Linked DNA regions of Homo sapiens: region 1 is linked to region 2. The links are chromatin loops, found by intact Hi-C in ENCODE. Cell type or tissue: dorsolateral prefrontal cortex. All regions are shown on one strand. Links, peaks and the distances in the headings refer to the core of each region. The heading gives the core; the rest is flanking DNA. Region 1 overlaps LOC105375409 (a long non-coding RNA gene). Region 2 overlaps LOC107986823 (a long non-coding RNA gene).

Evidence for each region. Hi-C counts contacts between places; a loop is a spot of excess contacts. Peaks named below come from ENCODE experiments on the same cell type or tissue, not always from the same donor. Only the 100,000 strongest peaks of a DNase experiment are listed, where the experiment ranks them.
Region 1: a loop joins it to region 2, with 10 times the contacts of the local background. A loop is called at or near these places in 3 of 110 quality-filtered maps.

The regions. Positions count from the first base shown.
Region 1 is chr7:95,681,790-95,693,935 of GRCh38, reverse strand. All of the region lies in intron 2 of LOC105375409 (a long non-coding RNA gene), which reads right to left. Among named protein-coding and RNA genes, the nearest start is that of DYNC1I1, 85 kb to the left of the region's middle. In dorsolateral prefrontal cortex, for the core only: CTCF peaks have their summits at 6,001 (motif pointing right) and 7,622; DNase peaks (open chromatin) are centred at 6,014 and 7,655; H3K4me3 peaks cover 286 bases; H3K27ac peaks cover 3,614 bases.
Region 2 is chr7:95,472,027-95,484,172 of GRCh38, reverse strand. It overlaps LOC107986823 (a long non-coding RNA gene), which reads right to left. Exons shown (of 3, transcript XR_001745286.2): 2 at 12,111-12,146; 3 at 10,171-10,480. It also overlaps a transcript of ASB4 not described here. Among named protein-coding and RNA genes, the nearest start is that of ASB4, 7.8 kb to the left of the region's middle. In dorsolateral prefrontal cortex, for the core only: CTCF peaks have their summits at 5,259 (motif pointing right), 6,802 and 7,002 (motif pointing right); DNase peaks (open chromatin) are centred at 5,232 and 7,002; H3K4me3 peaks cover 1,136 bases.

The DNA.
Region 1 (12,146 bases), core at 4,590-9,589, 210 kb before region 2:
TTTTTACACAACTGCATAGGATTCCGTTGTATGAATGTACAACAATTCATTTAGATAGTTCCCTGTTGATGAGCATTTAGGTTGATTTCAAGGTGCTTGCTACTTTCTGTTTACCAACTCCATTAACATAATATCAATATAATAAACCTATGAGTCAAACACTCTGATTATTACCAGGTCCCTGTGACTCATTAAAATAATCACTCCCGTTTTATCTCTGATGGTAAAGCAGAGCCACTTGGCATCTACCATTCTAGGATCTTATTATTCCCATGAAATCAGACCCTATTCCAGGGCAACATATCTATCATTATCACGTGCCTACTAAATCTGGCTTTTAAGATAGAACTTTTTAAGGCACTTTTTAATAAATAAAGGATGATGAATAAAATATCTTCTGATCTCTCTTGCTAGTTATAATTGGGTGTGGGAGGTGGCTATGCAACCTGTATATATAGAGATCCACTCAACATTTCCATATTCACAAGTCTTTGAACTCTGCTACGTACAGCTTACTCGAAAAATTCCAGCCTCATAGCCTCATTAGCTGTAGGTCACCAGTGCCCAGGCTTCAGTTAATCACAGCCAGGTGCTCCAGCCAACACATTAAACTATGAATCCTCTGTGAGCAACTCTATCTATAAATGTGGCCAGATATCATCTTATGTTTCATCTAACACACTTAGAAGCATTGCCTTTGTATGCTCCCTAGACCCCTACCAATACAAGGGGACAAGATGTCTCAACTCATTCAGTATGTTTTTTATCTCCTCTCAGAGCCAGCCTCACACTCTCCCTTTGGGCTTTGCTGGTATTTAACTCTTACCGTGGGTCTGGAGGTAAATGAGGGTTGGCGAGGCTGTGTTGGGGAGGATTGATTCCCCTTGTGAGAGAACTGCTCTAGGTTAAGTCAACAAAAGAAATTTATGTAAAGGAAATCAAAATCCCTTGGGAAAGGGGGAAAAGGGATGGGCTTCTTACCTAGGCAAGGAAGATTCAGGGAGATTTCAGGGTTCAAGACTCACAGTCTTGCATGGTTAACCAACTGTTTCTACTCCAAGTCTCAGAATCCCACTCCTTATTAACTAGTGCCTTCATTGGCACATGACACCTGGAGATGTTGAACATCTAAATGCTGCTTCTTCTCTGCATCACATACAGTCAGTCCTTGGGCCTAATATTTAGTTGTCTGCACTCTACAAATAAGAATTATTTTAATATCACCATTGAGGCTTTTTGATTCTCTCCTCGTTCTCTACATTGGAAGTTCAAGTCTTCAGGCTTTTATTTCCTTTCTCTAGCTCTCCAAGGTCATTAGGAGTAGCCAGATGACAAACTGCAATGACCACATGTTGCCATAGCTATTAAGAGCTATAGTCATTTGATCATGCCTTGCCATTCACTTCTACTGCATCCCAAACCAATGATAACCTGAGTAATTATAATATTGCTGCATACTACAGAGTACACTAGAGGATACTGTGTGCTGCATTCAGTAGAGGTCAGCCTCCTGGACCAAATGCATGGCAGAAAAAGACCAAACACATGGCAGAAAAGAATGGAAATGAGGCAGGGAGGCCAAGGGAGAATAACCGGCCTACTGGTCTTTCTCTTGTGCAAGGATGTATGCACAATAAATTCATAGAAGTGGACTTTTTGGATGAAAGGGTAGATGCATTTGTAATTTTTATAGAATTTTCAAACTTCCCCCCGTAAGGGTTCTATTATAGCAGGTTATACTTCCTCCAATCCTGTGTGTGACTGCCTTCTGCCCCACAGCTTGTCCACCGTGTGTTACCAAATGTTCTGGACTTTTATCAATATGAGAAGTGAAAAATGTTATCTGTGTAGTTTCAGCTTGCATTTCTTTTTTCTATGATGGGGTATGACAGCTTTCATATAAATCCAGTTACAAGTGGTAGAAAATGCAGCTCAATTGGTTTAAGAATAGAAATAAATATTCAGATAAAATAAAGTCAGTAGGTGCATTTGGAGACATGCCTCAATCCAAGAACCCAAAGATCTCATCAAACCTGGCTCTGCTCCAATCTCTGTCTCTGTTTCTCTCTCTCTGTCTTTCTCCCCACCTTCCCCACCTCCAGGCAGTACCAGGCTTTCATTCTCATAGCTTCAACTTGGGCAGAAAGTCCTAGGCCTGACTCTAACTGACTTCAATTTTCTCATGTACCTATCCCTGAACCATCACTATAAAGTGGGGAGGGACAGCTCTGTTTGTCCAGGCCTGAGTCACAGGAACAGCACATCCTTCTACCTGTACGTACATGTTCAGAAGTGCCCGTGTCAATACAGTGCAGCTACGCTACTCACAGTAAAAACTGTGCTCATCCACATCTCAGAGGGAGGTGAGGTGAACAACTCCAAACTCGTAAGTAAACTTGTTGTCACTCTAAGTCCAGAATCTTTGGGTGATGAATATTTTTCTTGGTCCTAATGTGGCTTCTCATAGTCCAGCAAACTATGATTAAATGAAAACCGTAATTCACATTACACACTTAACAGGGAGAGATGATCACAATTGAAGTAAAGGCTTTCATTTGGCTTTCCAGAGTTGAGGTGAGCTATTTTGTCATATGACTTTAGCCACCCTGGAAGTTTCTCTCCTGTCCTTTATCCTCCATGGCCCATTTAAAGTGAGGACTTTCAGAAGGATGCCCCTTCCATGGACTGCATCTGTTCAACATCTCATTTCCTGAGTGAGTGGGTTTAGGGGCCTGGAATTGCCTCAGGGATTGAGCAATTGAAGGCTACTGTTTGTCAGGTTAGGGTTTCTCTGGCTAAGAAACTCCCTTCAAAAGTTAAGAGACAACAGTCCTTTAAGGTGAGTTTTATTGCCCTCATTTTATAGGTGTAGCCTCTAAGCTCAGTCATGTTATGTGGTTTTTGCCTAAATCCACAAAGCTGGGGAGTGACAAAGCCAATATATGTTACCAGAGTCTACTTTTACCTCTCTATTCCACACTGATTCTCTGTGTGTGCCTTATATAAAAATAGTTTTGTTTGCAATGTCTCCATTATTTTTAGTAAAACTTTTACATCTAGCAACTCTAAGGGGAAAATTCATGCTCAATACCTGCCCTCTCCATGCTCCGCTGATTTCCTCTGCTAGTAAGAAAACAATTAAAAAACAACAACAACAAAAAAAAAAAAACAGGAAAAATTCTCACTTTGTCCTGCAGGTGCCACCCTCATCACAGAACATCTATTTCCAGCTTTATAGCACAGATCTCTCAGGGCTGCAATAGACCAGATATTCATAGAAAATGGAAGAAGCTGGTTCATTCAACTTATGCATTTCACTGCCTGGATCAGTAAGATTGGTGTATTTTTTTTTTTTTCACTGCCTGTTGTTTCACTGACTCTTCCGCCCCACAAAAAAAGCACCAAGAAACAAGCTGAAACATTTCCGTTTGTCCTGTAGGTGCCACTGTAACCCTGGGATATTTCTTTACAGATCTGCAACTGGTTCTCTCAAGGCTGGAAAGGATTAGAAATTCTAGAAGATGGAGTCTAGTCTACACACAATTCAAACTAAGGACCCCTCACACCCCGCCCCTGGGTTTAGAGTTCCATAGCTCCAACACAGAAGTGAAATCGTTTCCCCTGGAATCTTTTCACTGCCTGTTTTTTAACTGTTCTTTAGCTTGTAGGTCCTAATGAGAAAATTTAAAAATTTATATTCATTTAGTTTTTGAATAAGTAATGTTTTCATATGGCTCAAAAACAAATTAAAATGATAAAAAGAATATGCTAAAAAATTTCCCTTTTACCTATTACATATCAAAGGTTAGCAAAGTTATTAGTTTCTTTTATACTTCCAGAGACCATTTTATGCACATACAAGCAAATACTTTAAAAGCAACTTTTTATTTTGCATGATAATGTACTATAACACCTTTTTTTCTGTGTCTTAATTATTCCATATAATACTATATCTTGGAAATCCTGTATATCAGTACATAAAAATTCCTCTTTGCCCCCACCTCTCTAGCTTTGAAGTATTCCCAGTTTATGGATACACCAAAATTTATTTACCCAGTTCTCTATTGATGAACATGTAAGTTGATTGTTTTGCCATTTAAAATAATACTGAAATGAGAAGTTTTGTATAGGGTCCATTTTGCATGTGTGTCAATATACCTAAATATATCTGAGAATTCCTGCTGAATTTCTCTGCCAGTCAGAAAAAAATAATGAAAAAACAGAAAAATTCTCACTTTGTCGTGCATCTGAGGATACATGTATTTGTCATGTTTACGGGCATTTTCAAATTGCCCTTCACAGGGCTTGTACCAGCTTGTGCTCCTGGCAGCCATGTAAAAATTGTCTATTTCCCAAAAGCTTGGCCAACACAGTATGTTTTGAATTTTTGCCAATCAATCTGAGAGTTAAAAAAAAAAGTTGTATCAATTATTTTCTTATTATTATGAGTTTGAGCATCTTTTGGTTTAAGAGCCATTTGATTTAGAACTGTTTTGATTGCAAGCAATAGAAAGCCGCAGTCTACCTGGCTCAAGCAAGATGTTTATTTTCTCATCACTGAAAAGCCTAGATGGAGAATGTCCAATGGGCCTTACTCCAAAGGCTTAAATGTCACCCCCGACTGTGATTTCTCTTTCGCACTCTCGCTCTCATTCTCTCAATCTCACTCTCACTCTCACTCTCACTCCAGCTCCCTCTGTCTTGGCCCTGTCCTTAGACAGGCTCCTTTCCCCTTCATTCTCGCAGCTCCAATCTCAGCAGAGAGATCTTGCTTGCCCTGAGTCTCTCTGACCTGAATTGAACAGGATGCAGTGTTCTGACTGGCCAGGCCTGAGTCATACAACCACTTCTGGAGCCGGGGATAGAGCCAAAATCACTCAAACTAGGTGAATTGAGAGATGTGAGAGGCATGGATTCCAGGTGTCCAACAGAAGATCAAAGTGACATTAAATGTAGAAAGACAACTAAGCGCTGGCTTGGCTAACAACAGAGGTTTTAGCTGTAATTCACACCTTCAACAACACACTGTCCCTTCTACTCTCACATATCCCTTCAAAAACGCCAGTGCCTACCTAATGAAGCCATAATTAGATACCATGGAAAGTGCACTTTCCTCTTCTCAGAGGGAGACCACACAAAGACTTATCTAGTTATAGCTCCAAGTCCAGGATTTCTGGGTGATTCTTCTTAGTCAGGCCCTGGTGTGGTGGTTCCTTCTGGCTCAGCAAACTATGGCTCCAATATAACCACAAATGCAATACATGAAGGGACAGAGAAAGAATAGGATAATTATCAAAAAAATCATCCATTTGATAAGGAAGAGAATGGGAAGCAGCAAAAAGTGTAGCAATTCCTGGTGCGTAGCAATTCCCATGATGTGTAGGACTGGAAACACAAAGTATCCTGACCTGGAGGTGATGTGAGCTCCTTAGCCAATCTGGCTGCCCTGATGAGTTCTCCACAAGGATCTCCTTGTCCCTTATCTTCCGTGGCCCTGACGAACTCTGGGTGATGTAGCCCACAGGTTTGGAGGCCTCCTCTGTGGACTACATCTCTTTAGCAGCTCACTTCCTGCTGGGATAGGTTTGGGGCATTTAGGATTGTCTTAAGGGTTGAGTACTCACAGGCCTTTGTTTGCCAGGTTTGGAGTTTCTCTGGTAAAATAAGTCTCTTAAAACACTGAGGCATTAACCTGTAATATAGACAGCATATTTCACATATTTCAAGTAGACACTATAACTCAGAAATGTTAAGTTCCTTTACCTAAAGCCATACAACAGGGGTATAACAAAGAGCAGGTGACAAAGCCACGATGTTTGTAATCACGGGTGTTTAGCTCTAAGGTCTAAGCTTCTAATATACTGGTATAAAAATTATGTTTGCAGTAACTAGCAACTGTAACGTCACCTCCTTATCTCTGTCCTCCTAAACTTTGACTCCCCCTGCTCCACAAAAAAAGCACCAAGAAACAAGCTGAAACATTTCCGTTTGTCCTGTAGGTGCCACTGTAACCCTGGGATATTTCTTGATCAGCTCTGCAACTGGTTCCCTCAAGGCTGGAAAGGATTAGAAATTCTAGAAGATGGAGTCTAGTCTACACACAATTCAAACTAAGGACCCCTCACATCCCACCCCTGGGTTTAGAGTTCCACAGCTCCAACATAGAAGTGAAATCTTTTCCCCTGGAATCTTATTTCATTTTTGAATCGGTTGTGCAGTTACAGGGTTCAAAAATTAAAATGTGCAAAAACGTCTTCATTGAAAAAGAATCCCTTTATCTCTGTCCCTTTTCTACCAAGTTCCTCTACGTAGCCTTTGCCATGCTATTCCACTTTTTGTATATTCTTCCAGAGATTTTAGTGCACATGCAACTAAACATGAACATAGATTCCTTCTCCCACCCCTTTAAGCATAAATTACAGCAAGTTCTTCATATTCTTTCCCTGTATTTTTCTAAACAGCTATATATTATAGAGAACTTTCCATTATCAGTTTCTAAAATTTTTTTTATTCCTTTTAATGGATTCAGAGTTTTCCACCATGTAAATGAAATCACTTCTCCAGTGATGAACGTTTGATGCTTATTGTTTATTCTTTGGAACAATGCTGAATAGCCTTGTACATGCCTCATTTCACAGGATTGAGTATATATCTGTGGGACAAATTACACAAAAGCATAATTGCTGGGTCGAAAGATACATATATTTGCATCTTAACAAATATGTTTAATTTGCCTGCTTCAGGAGTTGTTAAACTGCTCATCAGTAAAATATGAGAAGGCCTATTTCTCCACAGCTTGGCCAATATAATGTGTTATCAATTTTAATTTAACTTTTTGCCGATATAATAGGTAGAAAATGTCATCTCATTTTTAATTTCTACTTTTATTATGAGTGAGGATGAGCGGCTTTTAGTATGCACCATTAGATATTGTTAGAAGTTTTTTTCAATTACAAGTAAATCACCTCAATCTAGCTTTAGAAAAAGAAAGTTATTGTCCTTACAACAGAAAAATCAGAGGTAAATTCAGGGCTTCCAATATGCCATCAAAGTATTCAAAGAATGCCATTGAAGTGTGCACGTCCTTTCTCTCCTCTCTCCCTTCACTCTTTCTCTCTCCTGCTCCCTCTGCCCAGGCATTCTCCATTCACTTGCTGGACTGGGAAGCTTCTAGATTGCATCCTCATAGCTCCTTCCTTGGGCTGTATTTCTTTAGCATCTCATTTCCTATTGATGCAGGTTTGGGGTTGTCTCTGACATTGAGCAATCACAGGAACATTTTGGCGGCAAGGTTGGTATTCCGTAAGTGACACAATTCACTTAAAATTTATTAGCCAAACTGTGATAGGGTAGATATTATCATCCACAATTTACAAGGGTAGAAACTATAGCTTTTAATAAACATAAGTGCCTTTGCCTAAAGCTACCCAGACAGTAAATTATAGGAACAGGATTTGTATCCAGCTGTATCTGATGGTAAATCTATGATGATGGTCAAAACACTTGTCCAACAACTCCAATAGAAAACCAATCATTACACCTCTATCCATACGCCACCTCCACCTCTCTGAAAAATAAAAATAAAAAAAGAAACATAAGATTCTTACTGTGCCCTGTAGGTGCCACTCTTGCCACGGGATAACTCTTTTCAGCACTGCAGCACCGAGCTGACATTCTAGAAGGTGGAAGAAAGCCCGCTCATCCAATTTATGCAGCTGACATTTCAGCACCAGCAATCCATATATGGCTTAGAACTCCACAACCTCACTCTACTGTTACTGTATTTTTTTGTTTAAATATATATGTGTATATATATATTTAAATATGTGTGTGTGTGTGTGTGTGTGTGTATAATTGTTGTGAAGAGTTTATGTGGTTCCCAAGATTTGAAAATACAAGGTATACAGTGAAAAAAATCCCCCTTCCAATCTTATCCCCCAAACCCATGTTCCACCTCCACCCCGTGGGTAACGATACTTCTCAGTTTATTTTCTATCTTTACTGAGATATTCATACACATACAAGCAAATACGAAAAGACATTTCCTTTCTTCTTTCTATTTTTACACAAATATTTTGCACAAACATCTTCACTTTTAAAAATTTCTCCTAACATATCTTGAAGGTATGTTCATATTTAGACAAAAAGAAATTCCTCATTCTTTTTTACAGCTCCACGTATTCCCCTGTATGATAATTTTTCATTTATCCAGGCCCTTGTTGATAGACTTTTAGACTGATATATTTTACTGTTACAGATAATAATGTAAGGAATACATATTACTTTATTTCACATGTAAGAGTCTATTTGCAGAATAAATCCTAGAAATGAAATTGCTGAGCAAAAAGGTAAATGCATTTGAATTTTGACAAACATTTCCAAATTACTCATCATATGTATTGTACCATTTTAACACTCCCACCAGCAAAGTATCATAATTCCTATTCTGTCATAAGTTACACAAAAAATGAGTTATCAATATATTGGATATTTGCAAATCTGATTGTGGAAACCTGGAGTGTCTGTGTGATTTTATTCTTATTTCTTGTATTCTAAATGAGGTTATGCATTGTTTCATTTATTAAAGAACCATTGCATTTAGCCGAGATTTTTCCACTCACAAGGGTTAGAATACCAGACTCATAGTGACTGAATCAAAGAGAGGAAATTCATTTTTCACATAACTGGACATGCATGTACTTTGATTTCAAGGTGAAGGATCAGAGGTAGGATTAGAATTTTCCTAAGGAAAATTAGAGTTGTGTAACATAAAGGAAAATGAATGAGTACCAAGATGGGTACCCAGCATCTACATGTATCTCTCTCCCTATACATACATCTCAAAAAGTGCTCATGTCTACAGAAAAATTTTAAAATCATTTACTCCTTATCTAGAGGGAGGCAACCTAGTGTTTATTACTTCAAATCTGTAATATCTAAGTGATATGCATTCTTGCTTATATCTAGACTTGGTTTCTCATGGCCCAGTAATTTATAATACATCATAACATTAATCATCCTCAATCAATATACAAACTATTAATTGATAAAGGATAATATAAGTGCCGTAAAGACTCCATTGTAAGCACAGAAAATGGGAAACACAACAGTGCTGCCTAGAACACAGTCCATGTCATGTCTTAGAGTTCCTTAGCAATATAATCTGGCCCTTCTGGTTTTGTTCTCTGGAAAATTTTTCTTTGAAATGGTCTGTGTTTGGCTGTGACTTTGAGCTGCCCACTTCCTGTCGTGTGAGTTTGGAGGACCTGGGATTGCCTAAGGTTTGAACATCCCTGACTTACCAAAGTTCTGAGTTATAAAGAGATAACTTTAGCATGCTAGACATTTAAAGGAAAGCAATATTGTCTACATTTTACAAATGAGGAAATGAAGGCTTGGAAATATTAGGAATCTTAGCCCATAGTCATAAAGATATGAGTGACAAGAGCAGTGTCAGAATCCAGGTATATTTCCTTCTTTCAGCATACTGTCATCCCAATGTGCTCTCTACAAATTGGCTTTGTTGGTAGTGCTTATATTGGTAATTATCAAAACTTTTATTTCTAGCAACAGGAAGCAGAAATCCATGGTCACAACTCCCAACCACGTTTTCTAAACTCTTGTCTTTAAAGGGGGACCAAAATAATGAAACTTCTCAATTTGTCCTGTAGGGGCCATTTTAATCATGGAATATCTCTTTTGAGCACTACAGCCCTGATCTTTCAAAGCTGCAATAGATCAGAAATTCTGGAAGGCAAAGAAGTTTGATGTGTCAATGTACGCAGCCAACAGGTCAGTGCCAGGATCTCTACACATGTGTTTAGTGATTTATCATTATAATAAATCAGTTAGGACTCTGTTACTTACTTTAAAATAAATTTATTGGATTTGTAAAAATAAGGAATAAATTTATATGAAAAGAATAAGGGAATATTCAGTGAAAACAAAAACAAAAAGCTCCTTTTCAACTTTGTCTCATCTGGTAAGTCCTCATGCCTGCTTCCCAAATATGTAACCACTCATTATTTTCTTCCATGTCCTTCCAGAGATTGACATATATTTGAATAAACATTTTCTGTCCCCTTCCTTTTATACAAGTGGTAGCACAAAATTAATTGATTCACCAAACAACATATATCAGAGTATTCCACCATGTGGTTGTACCATACTTCATTTAACCAGTCTCTCTTGATGGACATTTAGGCTCATTTATATCTTTTATTGTTATAAACAATACTATAATGAATAGCCTCATATATTTAGCATTTTTCACATGTATAAGTATATTTGTGGAATAAATTTCTAGAAGTAGAATTCCTGGGTTTAGTCCATGAATTTTTTATTTTAATAAATATTCCCACATTGCCCTTCATAAACATTGCAAACAGCTTATATTTCATCGACAGTGTATGAGCGTACCCACTTTCTCACAGCTTGGCCAACATAGCCTGTTATTGAACATTTAGATCTTTTCAAATCAGATAGGTGAAAATGGCATCTCTTTTCATTTTAATTTGTTTCTCTTGTTTTGAGCAAGCTCGAGCAACTTTTCATAAGTTGATAAGAGACAATTGAAAAAGTCAGAGGACTTTTACAATTGCAAGTGTCTGAAAACCAAACACTATCGGGCTTAAAGAAAAACTGGTGATTTTTTAATAAGTTTATGTAGATATTTTAAGAACACTTAGCTTCCAGATTTCTGGGGCCTTGCCTCTAGGTCATGAAAATCTCCAGAAAGCAACTATGGTCAGTCTCTCCCTCTGCCCCTGTGCTAAGGGACAGTGATACCTTCTTGGTCCGGGGGCTGTTGTTTTCCCTCCCAGATGCTGACTCATGACCATGTGTGATTCTGGGGCAAGCAGCTCATATGGAGGTGTGGGGATGATCTACTTACAAGACTAATTCCTCTTAGAATAGACTTTTTTTAATTTAACTTTTATTTTAAGTTCAGGAGTACATATGCAGGTCTGCCATACAGGCAGACTTGTGCCATGGGGGTCCGCTGCACAGACCACTTTGTCACCCAGGTGTCAAGCCCAATACCCAGTAGCTATCTTTGCTGATCCTCTCCCTACTCCCACACTCCACCTCCCAACAGGCCCCAGGGTGTGTTGCTTCCTTCTGTGTGTCCATGTGTTCTCATCATGTAGCTCCCACTTATAAGTGAGAACATGCAGTATTTGCTTTTCTATTCCTGCGTTAGGATAGATTTTTCTATCCATTTGGTTGTCGTTCCTCAACCTATAGTGCAAACTCCTCACAGAGTTAATAAATTCAGGCCTGGTTCCGGTTCAAGATGGTTGCCATAGTCACCTTGTCACCCTCAAGAGGGAGTGTTTTTCTCCTTCTACGTGAACCCAGTGGAAGCAGGGTCTTCACTGAAATTTCTTTGCCCTCTCTGCTCTATTCCCTAAAATCTGGTCTTTATTTTTTCCTTTTCAGTCAACATTTCTGCAACACTCATCTCTCCCTCTTCCACCCTTCATAGTCTTGTATTCCTTTTTAACATTACCACAACATACATTTGTCTTCATGCACCTGTTATTGAACGGACACAACCTTGTCCATTCATTTGCTTTACTGACCTAGCTTTTATAGGCACCTGTCTCTGAGACCTACAGTTACTCTCCTGCATAATTTGAAGAAAGGAAGCACAAGGAAAGCCATACTTTCAAATTCCAAATTTAAATCGGGAGAAGAAAAAACGTTCCAGAGTTTAATGCTTTGCCCACATGATGCCAAACTAACTATTCAAGAAGAAAATTGCTGTCCTTCCAATAAATTCAGTTTTTTTATTAAATTGGTTTAATTGACCAAATGTTTTGCTTTTAGATGAACATAGCTTCAGCCTGCTGTTTTGTGAGCTTGTTAGAGGCCATAGGTTGATTGGAAAAGCCAGGAAATCCCAATGATAACCTAGGAAACATTTCAAAGTATCAGAGGCATCTACTGTAAATGTCGTCTTTATTATAGCCTCTTCACAAAGCATCTGTGTGTATAACATATTAATGTGGAAAGAACAAGAGCTTTGGAGCCAGCCAACCTACATCAAACTTAGCCTCAGTCTCATCTTTTTGCTTTGATGCTTAGAAAATTATTAAACCTCTCTGAGCTTATCGATATACAATAAAATAATTAAGGATCTA
Region 2 (12,146 bases), core at 3,940-8,939:
GTTTTTTTGAAGAGACAGGGTTTTGCCATGTTCCCCCGGCTGATCTCCGACTCCTAAGTTTAAGCGAACCTCCTGCCTCAGCCATCCAAAGCGCTGGGATTACAGCCATGAGCCACTATGCCTGACAATTTTTTTTTTTTTTTTTTACTTTTTAATGTTAAACATTTTACAATTTTTGAAGATTTTAAATTATATAATTTTTGAAAAATAGCAACAACAAAAAGAGCCATATATGGAAATACTTCCTCAACCAAGGGATTGGCTCCCAACTGACTCTCTGTGACACACTGCTTTTGTTGAAATTGTATTGGCATTTTTAGGGAGCACTTTGCAAGTCTGTTTTATGCTATTGTTATGATTCTTTCCACAAATACCCATCGAGTATCTACCATTTGTCAGACACTTATTCTGGGCACTGCAGATACAGCAGTGAACAAACACAGAAATCCCTGCCCGTGTGTAACTTAGCTCACTAACAGATTTAAGTGGCGATGGGAATCCCTAGATCGCCTCCATTTCCCATACACTAGAATTTGTCACAAAGCTGCAAATATACTAAATTTCATACAAAAATAATATAGTTTGTTTATATCTAATCATTTGATCTGATCCCCCATTATGGGTCTCCCCACCTAACTCAGTGGCAAAAAGAAGGACAATTTAATTTTGTCCAACCTGATGTGTTAATCTGATCCAAATATTTAGCAGTCTCTTTAGGTAAATGATCAGTCTCTTTGAATAAAATTCTCTGTGTTTGAGAGTTCAGGCTTTCCCTCTAAGAGAGCTTCAGGGAATATGGGATACATGGAGGAACAATATTCACAATGCTAATATTTAACAACTGGTATTAACTAGAAGAGACTTTTGTCATAAATTACCAGTATGGCCAGACCACGTGTATCAAGTGAATAGCAGTCAGCAGTAAGAGTGCAGCTTACGAGACCTCATGGTGACTGAAAGAAAAGGGGGTCCTCAGATGGACTCATTGTCCTCTGGACCCTCCCTGATATCTCCGTGGCAGAATGGGTCGTCACTTACTTGGTCCTATCTGGCTACTAGAGTGTGTGATTCTGATCATTTGACTCCAGTTTTGATGTTCTCAAACGCTGCAGCCCGTCGGCTGACAAGGACGATGAAGAACAAGTCATCTTCTATTGTGCCATCTTCTTAGGGCCAGAATAGACATGAACCTAAGCTAAGGAATGGAGTTCCCAAGGGGTCTACATTCTCTCTAATGCTGAGCCGCTAACCTCAGTGTCCTCGAACTTCCTCAGGCATATCTGGTTGTTTCTAAACCACCCCCCATCCCATCAAAGTTCAACCCCGGAAGAAGTGTGTGAGGAGGGCTGAGTACATGCCATCTGACCCCTGGATCAGGCTATATATCCTCTCATAATCCATCAAGACTTCTAGCCTTCCTAGCTACAAGGGTCCAGTTGGACAATTTACTGCCTCTCTAGCTTTTCTTTTTCTCCCTACGTCAGCAAGCCTATTGATCTCCCTCCAGAGGTGGAATGGTTATCATCTTTGCCTTGTGAAAGAAACCCTATGACGTGAGTCCTTCAGGCGTGGTCCTTGAAATGCTAAATAAGGAGATAAGGTGATTTAGAAATATCCTCATTTCCTAATCCTTGAGTCTCACAACGGCTGTCTTTGTAAGTGTCTGCATTGAGACTTAAAGCTGATCAATGGACAGATTGTCCTTCAGTCCTTTCCTCAGGTTGGCAAACTTCAAAACTTGGCCCTCAAGGTCAAAGGCCACAGGGAACATGACTTCAGAATGAAATTTTAAAGCATTGCTTTAATATCTGGATGCAAATTTAAAATTTTAGCCTAAAGAGATGGCTATAATTTTTCCCACAGAAGCTATTTCAGTCTTGTCCCATAGCTATATAAATAAATACTGTATCTAAACTTCGTGGAATAATCCAAGAAAACAAACAAAGCAAATTTTCATTTAAAAAATGTATCAAGTTGAAAATGTTATCTATATAATTCTGCTAAAAATCAATTGATTATTTTACCTGAGCAGCAAAGGATAAAACTTACAGATTATTTGCACCTACAAAGCAAATAGCAGCTTAATTAAATTGCCCATCAAAGTCCTTCTAACATAGGAAGCAATGCCACCAATGCTAATAGCAGGTGTGAGACCTGCCTCCACTATCCAAGCCACCGCTTCAACTCACCTCAGGAGGTCAAATTACACAGTGGTCATGTTTCACACTGTCTAGTCAGGCCTGTCAGAAATTCCTGTCTCCTCAGCTCTTAAAAATGAAAACTCTCCATTCTATAAGATGAGCTTTTTATTACTGTTTCATTACATGTCCAGAACAGTGTCCTTTGCTCTTGAAATAGTATGAAGACCTTTCTGACAAGGCAATGATGTGGCAAGTGGCCCGTAAGACCCTGGTGTACTCTCTGGGGACCCATGGCTGAGACAGCAGGCACAAAGTCCCAGATGCTTGTCTGTGTACAACATAATCTGTCTACTTGGAATATCTTCTCTGGAACACAAATGGCTCCTTGGTTTATCATGGCATTTAAACATGAATTTGATGCTACTAAGCCACAATCACTTATCAAATGCAACCATAGGGAAGAAATTTGAAGCCAGCTAGAATTGGAAACTAGAATTTCTGTGGCAACAGAACCCCTTGGGCCTCCTGACTTTCTCAGCAGCTGAATTAGATGTCCTTGCTATTACAGAAATGGATGATTAAGTGGTCTGACATCCCTTTCTTCTCATCTGTTATACTTCTGTAATATGTAGCATCTTACTTATTACACGTCATCTTGTTGTTTTTTTTTCCTTTTTTTGCTATTCTTTTATAGGTTAGTGTTAATGCTTAGCATAAAGATGCCTTTGTTTGTAAGTAACACCAGCAACTGGAACTGAACCAGTAAAGATTTATTGGTTCCTATAATGGAAAATTCCAGTTGTAGTGTTTGGGTTTCAGCAGAGGTCTGATCCAGAAGTTCTCAATGTCAACAAGGCTCTTCCAGGCAGGAGGTATTATTTGTGGTAAAATTTTAATTGTTATCATTATTTCTAGTTTACAGATCAGGTAAACTAAGAATCAAAGACTATAAATGAATTATACAAGGTCAGATAGCAAATAAGCAGCAGATATAACACTCAAGCCTAGATCTTGACACTCCCAACCAATGTTCCTATTGCTCAAATGGATTTTTATATGGTTTTTTTCAGGTTAATTAGATATTCTATTTGATCACTGAGTAATCTAGTAAGAAATCAGCTCACATTTAGCCCTTCATTCAATAAATATTTTTTGGGAACTTACTATGAGCCAGACACTGTATTAGTTATCTTTTGCTGCATAGCAAATAACCTCAAAATGTATTGGCTTAAAGCAACAGTCATCATTTATTATCTCTCATGGTTTCTGTGGATCAGGACACAGTGGGAAAGGCTTGTCTCTGCTCTATGATGTCTGTGGCCTCAAACTAAAGACACAAAGGTCGGGGGTTAGACAATCCCCTTTAAAAGTGGCTCAGTCACTTAGCTAACAAGTTGATGCTGGTTATGTGGTTTGTGTCCATGTAGTTCTCTCCATTGGCTGCTTGAGTATCCTCACAACATGGTAACTGATTTCTCCCAGAATGAAAGATCCAAGAGAGCCAGTTGGAAGCTGCAACATCTTTTGTGACCTAACCTAGGAAGTCATATACCACTGTTTCTATCATATCCTATGGTCACACTGACTAGCACTGATTCAGAGTGAGAGAGGATTTTGTTAAAGGTGTGAAAACCAGGAAGTGAGAATCAATGGGGTCCATCTTAGCTACCACCTGTACTTTTTATAAGTACTGCAGATACACAAAGAAAGCATGTTAAAATCTTTACCTTTATGGAGCTTTTATACCAGTGGAGGGGCTACAAGGGAACAGACAAAAAAACAGACAGTAAGATATATAGTTTGTCACATGGTAATATGTGCTACCAAGAAAAGTAAACTGGGTAAGGTCTAGGATTGCAGCCACACCATAAGCCACCCTTGTATAGATCAGAACAAGGTGTGCTCCTGTGGACCAACAAGTAAGAAAAGTCTCCTCCACTTCCAGGTTGGTCCTGGGAAGGTGTTATGGCCCTGGAAAGCACTGCAAATTCAAATAAATGGTCAGAGAAGTATTCACTTGCCTTGAACAAAAACTTGAATTGCGGGAATAAGCTATGCTGATATTTAGGGAAAGAGATTTCTAGGCCATGGGAGCAGCAGATTCTAAGACCCTGAGACAAGAAACAGGAAGGGACACCAGGAAGCCATCCTATTCAGATGCCTGCACCTCTTTTCAGATATTTTTGAAGCTCAATGAAGCTTAGGAGTATAACTGATGAATATGCATTTATTTCCTTTCTTCTACTTCTTGAACCCAAGTCCAATTCTCTCAAAGCTAAACCCACAACAGCATCCTCATATCTGCTGTGTTCTAGGCCTGATACATAGTAGGTTCTCCAAAATGGCTTATAATTGATGATAGTTTTGTTTCTTCTGTAGACAAGCAATAAAGTGCATATTTTATCAGTGGATATTCAATATTTAACACAAAAAAGTGGGGCAAACACACAAAAAATTTTCAAACCACATTAGGATTTCAATGATCTATTCCCAGAGGCCATCTTGATTTGGGGGCATGGCCACAATATTATAATAAAGAGCCAGCAAGCTAGTACAATTAAAACTATACTTTTATAACAATACAGATCAATTCTGTGGACTAAGCATACTATTTCATAAGAATAATTACCAGGGTTGTAAAAATCACATGAAACAACGTATATAAACGTACTTTGCATATTGTGAAGCATTATAGGAGAGTTACATATTATTACTGTTGTTCATATCAGTGGACTAATAGAACATCACAATTTTTCCTGAGAAATACTAAGTGGTGTTATGGTGAAAGACCGTCAGACTGAGACACCTGGATCGTATTCCCAGCTCTGGTGGTCATAAGCTGTGTGTTTCAAATAATTCAAAATACCTCTCAGTGACTTCTTTTCCTGTAAGTAAAATGAGACCTACTAGACACACTCCTCAGCCTTTAGGGCTTTTTTCTCCCTTATGGAACACAGTGTCCTGGACATTGGCAAAGATTAATACCATTTTGCAAGGGCAGAAGACCTTGCTGAGATTTTTTGAAAGTCTTCCCTGTGGCAGCCATGTTATGGGCTGCCCTTGTCCACAGACTGATTCAGGTTCTGTCTTCAAGCAGTTGGGGGCGCTGGAAGAACTGCTAAGATGCTTCAGCGCTAAAGTTCGGCGTATTCATTCTCAATTGTAATTACATACTGGGAGCATGTGTGTTTAACATAAAATCTGTTCAACAATCCTCACAAATGGCAGAAATGATTGCTTTGTAAACGGGAGGGTCCAAAGTCCTACGCAAGCACATCTTCGCTTGGAACTCTATTTGTGGCCTGGCATCCCTCTCTTTGGAATGCTGAAGTAATTATTTAGCCGCTACTGCCCACTTCTTGGATCCCATATCAGCGAACAAACCAGCTGCCTTTCATGTAAGAGTATTTAAAGAATTCGTAGCTAATTACCCTGAGTGTTTCCGGAGAATCTTGGTCGCTGGCACGATGCTAGATTGTTCCGTTTCAGCGACTCTCTTTACAGGTGGTGGATGTCAGAATGGCTGGATTGACATAAGCAGTAACCAAGCACTGGCCCACCTGAATTTTGACAGACTATTCATTTCACGTCATCTTTGACTGTGAAAGACAAGGTTTTTTCAGATCAAACATCCCTGCCCCACAGAGGGGGCATTAGCTCTGTGTTCCAGGTCTCCTAGCAACTGACCTGCATTTACACGCCGTCCAGCACAGTTTAAACATCAACACCAGCTTGTATTTCCATCCCTCACCCAGTTACACACTTCACAACATCAACTCGAGGGAATAATTTACCATAATTTTGTCTCTTCAGAACATTTACCTCACAATTGTACTCCAGGCAGCATTTGCATCCTCTTTTTACTTTTGACAAATTTATGATGCAGAGGTGCAGTAAGAAAAAAAAATTATCCTTCCCTTTTAAGGGGTAAAGAAATTGGACTGTCCTCTGTAACGTTCTTTTTACACCCACAGTTGTCAGAAGCCAATAAGTTGTTTACCAATTGCAAAGATTCATCAGTTTTATTTTATACTATGGAAGTATCTAATTCATGAAGGAGCAATCCTCAACACAACACCAAAACTATGGGATATTGCAGGAAAAAAAAAATTGCACAACAAATTTGCAGACAAAGCTGCAGTTAGGAATGGGAAAGAGGAGTGGAGAGAAAGGGGGCACATATTTTCAGAAAACCATAGAAAAATAGTATACCTAAAGAGAAACAACACTCTTGCTTTTTAAAAGAACTTAATTTTGCTTGTAGAATCACAGAATTATAGCAAAAAAAAAAAAAAAGGTTCTTGTTAAGGGTATCAAATCTTCTCATTTAAGAAAAAAAGTACTGAGGCCATCTCACTTACATGTTTGCACAAAATTGCATAATTAATTAGTCGCAAAGCGAAGTCTCCAACCTAATGTCAAGCTTCATACTTTAGTTTTTGAACTACACAACGCTGCCTTTCTGTAGTTTTCTATAGTTTTGCATCTCCTCTCCCTAAACTGATAGTGTAAAGAAAAAATAAGCAGCCACACTAGTGTATATAAGCAAAGCATTCCACTCTTTTTACAGTAGATAAATTTGTGAAAACTTGACAAATTTATAAAATGAGCAATGTTCAATTATTATTTTATATATTTTTTGATGTGATAACTATATACTTGAGAAATTCAAAAGGTGACGTAGAGTTGACCCTTTGGCAAATATTTTAAGGATGCCATTTCAGAAAGGTATTAACAAACACAGCTTCAAATAACGAAGCACATTTTAAAGCCACAAACGTTTTTCTAGAGAGAGAATCAAAATTAAAACCGTGCTGCTAGTTGTCTTTTAGGGACTGTGTTAACACGTCAGGCCACATGATGGCAGTGTTCCTCGATAAATGAACCCGGAAGAACAGCTGCAGTATCCTGGGGAAAAAAAAAAAATCCAAGCCAATGCGGATAAAACGTGATCCAGGTTAAACCACAAATATGGATTTTAAAAATTTTGTTTTAATCCACGTAAACCATATCTTTCCTGATCATATTTTCCTACAATGAATTTCTCTACTGAGAATTTGCTATTGGTTTATGATTTCATAAAATAAATTTCAATATGTATCTAACAAATACATAAATTAAACATTGTTTGGAGGAGGAGTGGGTTGTCCCTTTATTGTTTGTTTTTGCTACAATGGTATTAAGAAGAACATTCAAAATAATAAGCTAAAAATGTTTCATACCATGTGTCTCCAGATTCTTTACAGACCGTTGTCTTATGAGTCTCTGTCTTTGGGTGTGGGAAAGCAAGACAAGCTTGCTTCTCATGCTCACAATTTTTCTCCTAGGCTGAAAATATTCCCTATAAGACCAGAGTGTGATTTCCTGAGTCCTTTCTAAAAAGGCGTGAAGCCACAGATGGAGGTTAAAGCAGCAGCTACTGTCAGTCAAGGCCCCAGGCAAGACTGTGAAATCAAAGATATTGTTCCCGTTTCCCAGCCCTGGTCTTTTCTAGTGTCTGTAGCTGCCCCTTGATTGCTCCAGGGGGTAAAAGAGCTAGGCTTGTCCTCTAGATCTTCCTTCCATTTCTTGATTTCTCATAGGTGAATTTTGTATTTTAAACATGGGCTGTGAGCTTTCTATAAATTTTTTTTTAAATATAAAAAAGAATGTCAGTCACCTGCAAGAGAATATTTTGGGACAAGCATGCAATACGCACCTACCTCACACAGCTAACAGCCTTGGCTGAAAGCTATCCGATGACTCTGGGCTGGGCTGGAAGCCTTGCCGCTGCATACCACAATTTGAACACTATTGACTGAGTTATTATTAGGTGTCTGACACTGTGATAGGTGTAGTAGGGACCGACAGATGTGTAGGATTCAGCCCCAATCTCAAGAACTTATAGACGAATGAAATTAGACCATACTGGTTATACAATAAGGCAGACCAGAATCTACTGTGCCAGAAATACGAAACACAGGGAGCTGGCATTATAAAAAGGAAAGATCACACCATTCGGTTTGAGGAATCAAGAAAGATTTCACAGAGGAAATGGTATTTGAAATAGGATCTTGGGATCTTGATATATAGAGACCGAAAAGTTCAGGTGATTTGATTTCTTTGTTTACACTGTGATGCCATTTAGGAAGGCACCCCATAAATCTTAACTAAGTAAAGATTCTTCACAACCTTGCCAGCTCATGGCAAGGATTAGAGATGGGGGAGAGAATGGCCATCTAATTTTACTAAAAGATAAAGAATATGAGCAGGAAAAATAGAAGATGACACTGGAATACATGATTTGGTTTTATAAAGACAGAAGACCTTGAATGCAAGTAGAGCAATTTAGCTATTAAATAAATTCAAGGCCGGGCACGGTGGCTCATGCCTGTAATCTCAGCACTTTGGGAAGCTGAGGTGGGTGGATCACCTGAGGTCAGGAGTTTGAGACCAGCCTGGCCAACATGGTGAAACCCCATCTCTACTAAAAATACAAAACTTAGCCAGGTGTGGTGGCACGCACCTGTAGTCCCAGCTACTCGGGAGGCTGAGGCAGGAGAATTGCTTGAACCTGGGAAGTGGAGGTTGCAGTGAGCCAAGATTGAGCCACTGCACTCCAGCCTGGGTGACAAAGCCAGTCTCCATCTCAAAAAATAATTAATTAATTAAATTCAACCTGCAATGGGGAGTCACTGACCACTGCCAATATTCTAGGTTGTGATTTTACTTCTAAATTCTACATCCAGGTGGGCGTGGGGAGGGACTATGTAAGGAAAGATGGTCATTGGCTATAGTGTAGTGAGTGTATAGTATATGACCCTACCTATTCTATTGACAGCCTGGATTATGACAGCACTTCTCAAATTTTTCGGTACTTCAGAGTCCTCTGGTGGGCTTGTTACAACACAGACTGCTGGGTCACACCTGACAGAGTATGAGTGAGATCTGAGTTCTTGTTAAATGCCAGTGTTGCTGGTCTAGGCACTATACATAAAAAACAGCTTGTCTATAGGCTCTACAGAACATTTGCCAGGGTATAGAAAGCCACCTCATCCTAAGGATCATATTGCAAAAGTATCTCCTGAATCCCTCCTCCTTAATTACTGTTTCTAAATCTCAATGATCAGTAACATCAGATAATTTTTACCTTAACTACATGCCTATTTGGGGTAAAACCATTTTACTGTTGAAAACATGGTATGCATAATGATATAAAAACTAATTTTTAGATGAGGCATGGTGGCTCATGCCATAATTCCAGCACTTTGGAAAGCTGAGGCAGGACTGCTTGAGCCCCAAGAGTTCATGACCAGCCTAGACAACATGGTGACACCCATCTCTAAAAAAAATTTTTTTTTAAATTAGCCTGGCATGGTGGCATGTGCCCGTAGTTTCAGCTACTCACGAGGCTGAGGTAGAAGGATTGCTTGAGCCCAGGAGGTTAAGGCTGCAGTGAGCCGTGATTGCACCACTGCACTCCAGCCTGGATGACAGAATGAGACCCTGTCTCAAAAAGAAAAACAAAAACTAAGTTTTAAAATAGGATTTTAAACTGCACATTCTGCAATCATAACCAGGTGTCCAGTTGTCAGGGTCTGGAATAACTTAAAAGATATGTACAAAAACAGAGATATAAAAAAAACAAATTGATAAGTGAGCAAGATCCCTTTTGGTAAATTTTGGTTCTTTAAAAAATCAAAGCACACAAGTTATTATCAACTGCTACAGTCCATGTATATCCTATTTTTATATTTGACCTCCCCAAAAGGAAAATATAAATAGCCAAGAAAAATAAATGTGTAAAATGGCAGAGACAATTATTAAACTGAATGTTCAAGAAAAGGAAAAGACTAAAGTTCAGCACATATGCATATTCGCTAATTTGAAGTCAGAAAAGTCTTTCGACCTGATTTAATGTGATCTTCATGTGATCTATAGTCTGGGCCAGATCAAGTAAGGGTGCGCCCCAACTTTTAGCAAATACCACACATAAAAATCTAGCTTTACAGAAAAGATCGAGATTCATTGAATGTTAAGGCTGAAAGAGTTCTGGAGGTAACTTATGGCTTTATTTTCAGTTAAGGAAGGTGAAGCCTAAAGATTAAGAAATGTCCCCAAAGCCATCCGGTTCCTTCTTTCCATCCCCCTTCTGACCTAACTCCACAGCCAGTGAGTAAATCCTCTTCCCTGCTCTCATTTTCCACACCATTCGTGGGTAAAGACCACAGGGCGGCATTGGCTTAAATCAGGCCTGGAGTCCCTGACCATTGTTCCCCATCTGTTGGTTCTGTCTCTCCAGCAATGATTGCAAATGCCTCAAAAACAGGAACCGCTTCTTCAATCCTCTCCTGAATTCCCTATGGATACATGAAGAGGCTGATTATTCCGTTGATTAAAAAAAAAAAAAAAGGAATCTCCAAATTACAAAAGCATTCACAATGGCATCTGTATTCTATAGGCTCTTTCAGGTTGCAAGAGCAAGGGAGACCAATCGTGCTTCCCTCATTAATGGGGATTTATTGTAAGGACAAACAGTACGAGGTCTAGCAGCTGCACACCCAGCCAGGCTCCGCTGGGAACTCATCACTGCTTGTTATTGTCCTGGATAAACCTGTGGCTCTCACAGCCAGGCAGCTGCTCTCCTGACTTAACTGCTTACCCTCTCTGTGCCTTGGGTCCTTCACGTCTAAAATGGAGATAATAATAATACCTCATTGGGTTCTTGTGAGGATTAACTAAGTTGACATGTGTAAAGCCCTTACAAGGGTATCTAGGGCATAGTAAATGCTAGAAGATGTTAGCTATCATGATTAATTCAGTGCAATCCGACAGGTCTCCTTGAATGGGAAAGCTCTGACTCCTCTGACGGATAGAGGTGAGAAATTCCCTTTTTGTCTTCTTTGAGAATTTGACTTTTTTTCTCTCCTAGTTTCTGCTCATTAGGATCATTACTTCCCTGGTGGAGAAAATCAGCTCACTGCCCGTCCCTTCAGAAAAGATATTAGGAGCTACCGACTCCATGGAAACTTGCCACTGGTGAGCAATCATTTATTCTACTGCCAAACTGCTGGAGCGTGGAGAGAGGAAATAGAGGATTTAGCAGTTTGGTTTCCTTGTACTGAGACAGTTTGATTTTTCTCTACAAGTTTTGGCAAATCTTAACTATAGCATGCCTAAATTATGCAAACACCGTGGGATGGGAAGTGCACGTTTCTGGGTGGACCAGAGCTGAAATGTTATACATAGACCTGTGTTGCTCCTGAGGAGTGCTCCTTGGGGCTAGCTGCAAATCCAGCTGAGGTTAACCGCGTTTTATCATACTGCAAAGAAGCTCCCTTGTAGTTAACCCTGCTGTGGAATTCAGAGCCTGTCCTGAGCCTTTTTGCTTGAGGCTATGCACGTGGACCTTGGCAGAGCATCATTAAAACCCCTATTAGTGAGAGTAGACTGCTTTTCCCTGTGAGGAAAAGTATTACATTGCAGTAAAATGCAAATCCACTAACAGGCAACTGCAGATTTATAGCACTGCAGTTCCACAGGAATCACAGGGAGATAGAACCTTGTTTCCCCCGGCAGATTGGAGTTACTAGTGTGTACAAATTGCCCAGAATTCCACACAGGACCAGGTACATAATTTGCAGGGCCCAGTGCAAAATGTTCAAATATTATTGAGATTTGTTCAAATAGTATTGAGATTTTCAAGATGGCGGCAACAGATCATTCGTCTAAGCATCTGGTCATTCTGAACACAGGGTCCTGTGCTACTGCCCAGATTCTATGTGTCATTGAAAAATGGCACTTTCAATTTTGGACACATTTTTGGGGAAAGAATGTAAGTGCAGATATAAACCTTGTTAACCCAATTCCTTCAGCCTGGGGACACCCACACATTGGTAGATAATCAAAATGGCATGAGCTACTGAGCCCCCACCTAGTGTCATTATTGATATTGTAAGTCCCCTCCCACCACCACACACACCCACTGACCTCCTTTTGCTGTGAGTATGAGGACACTCACACTCC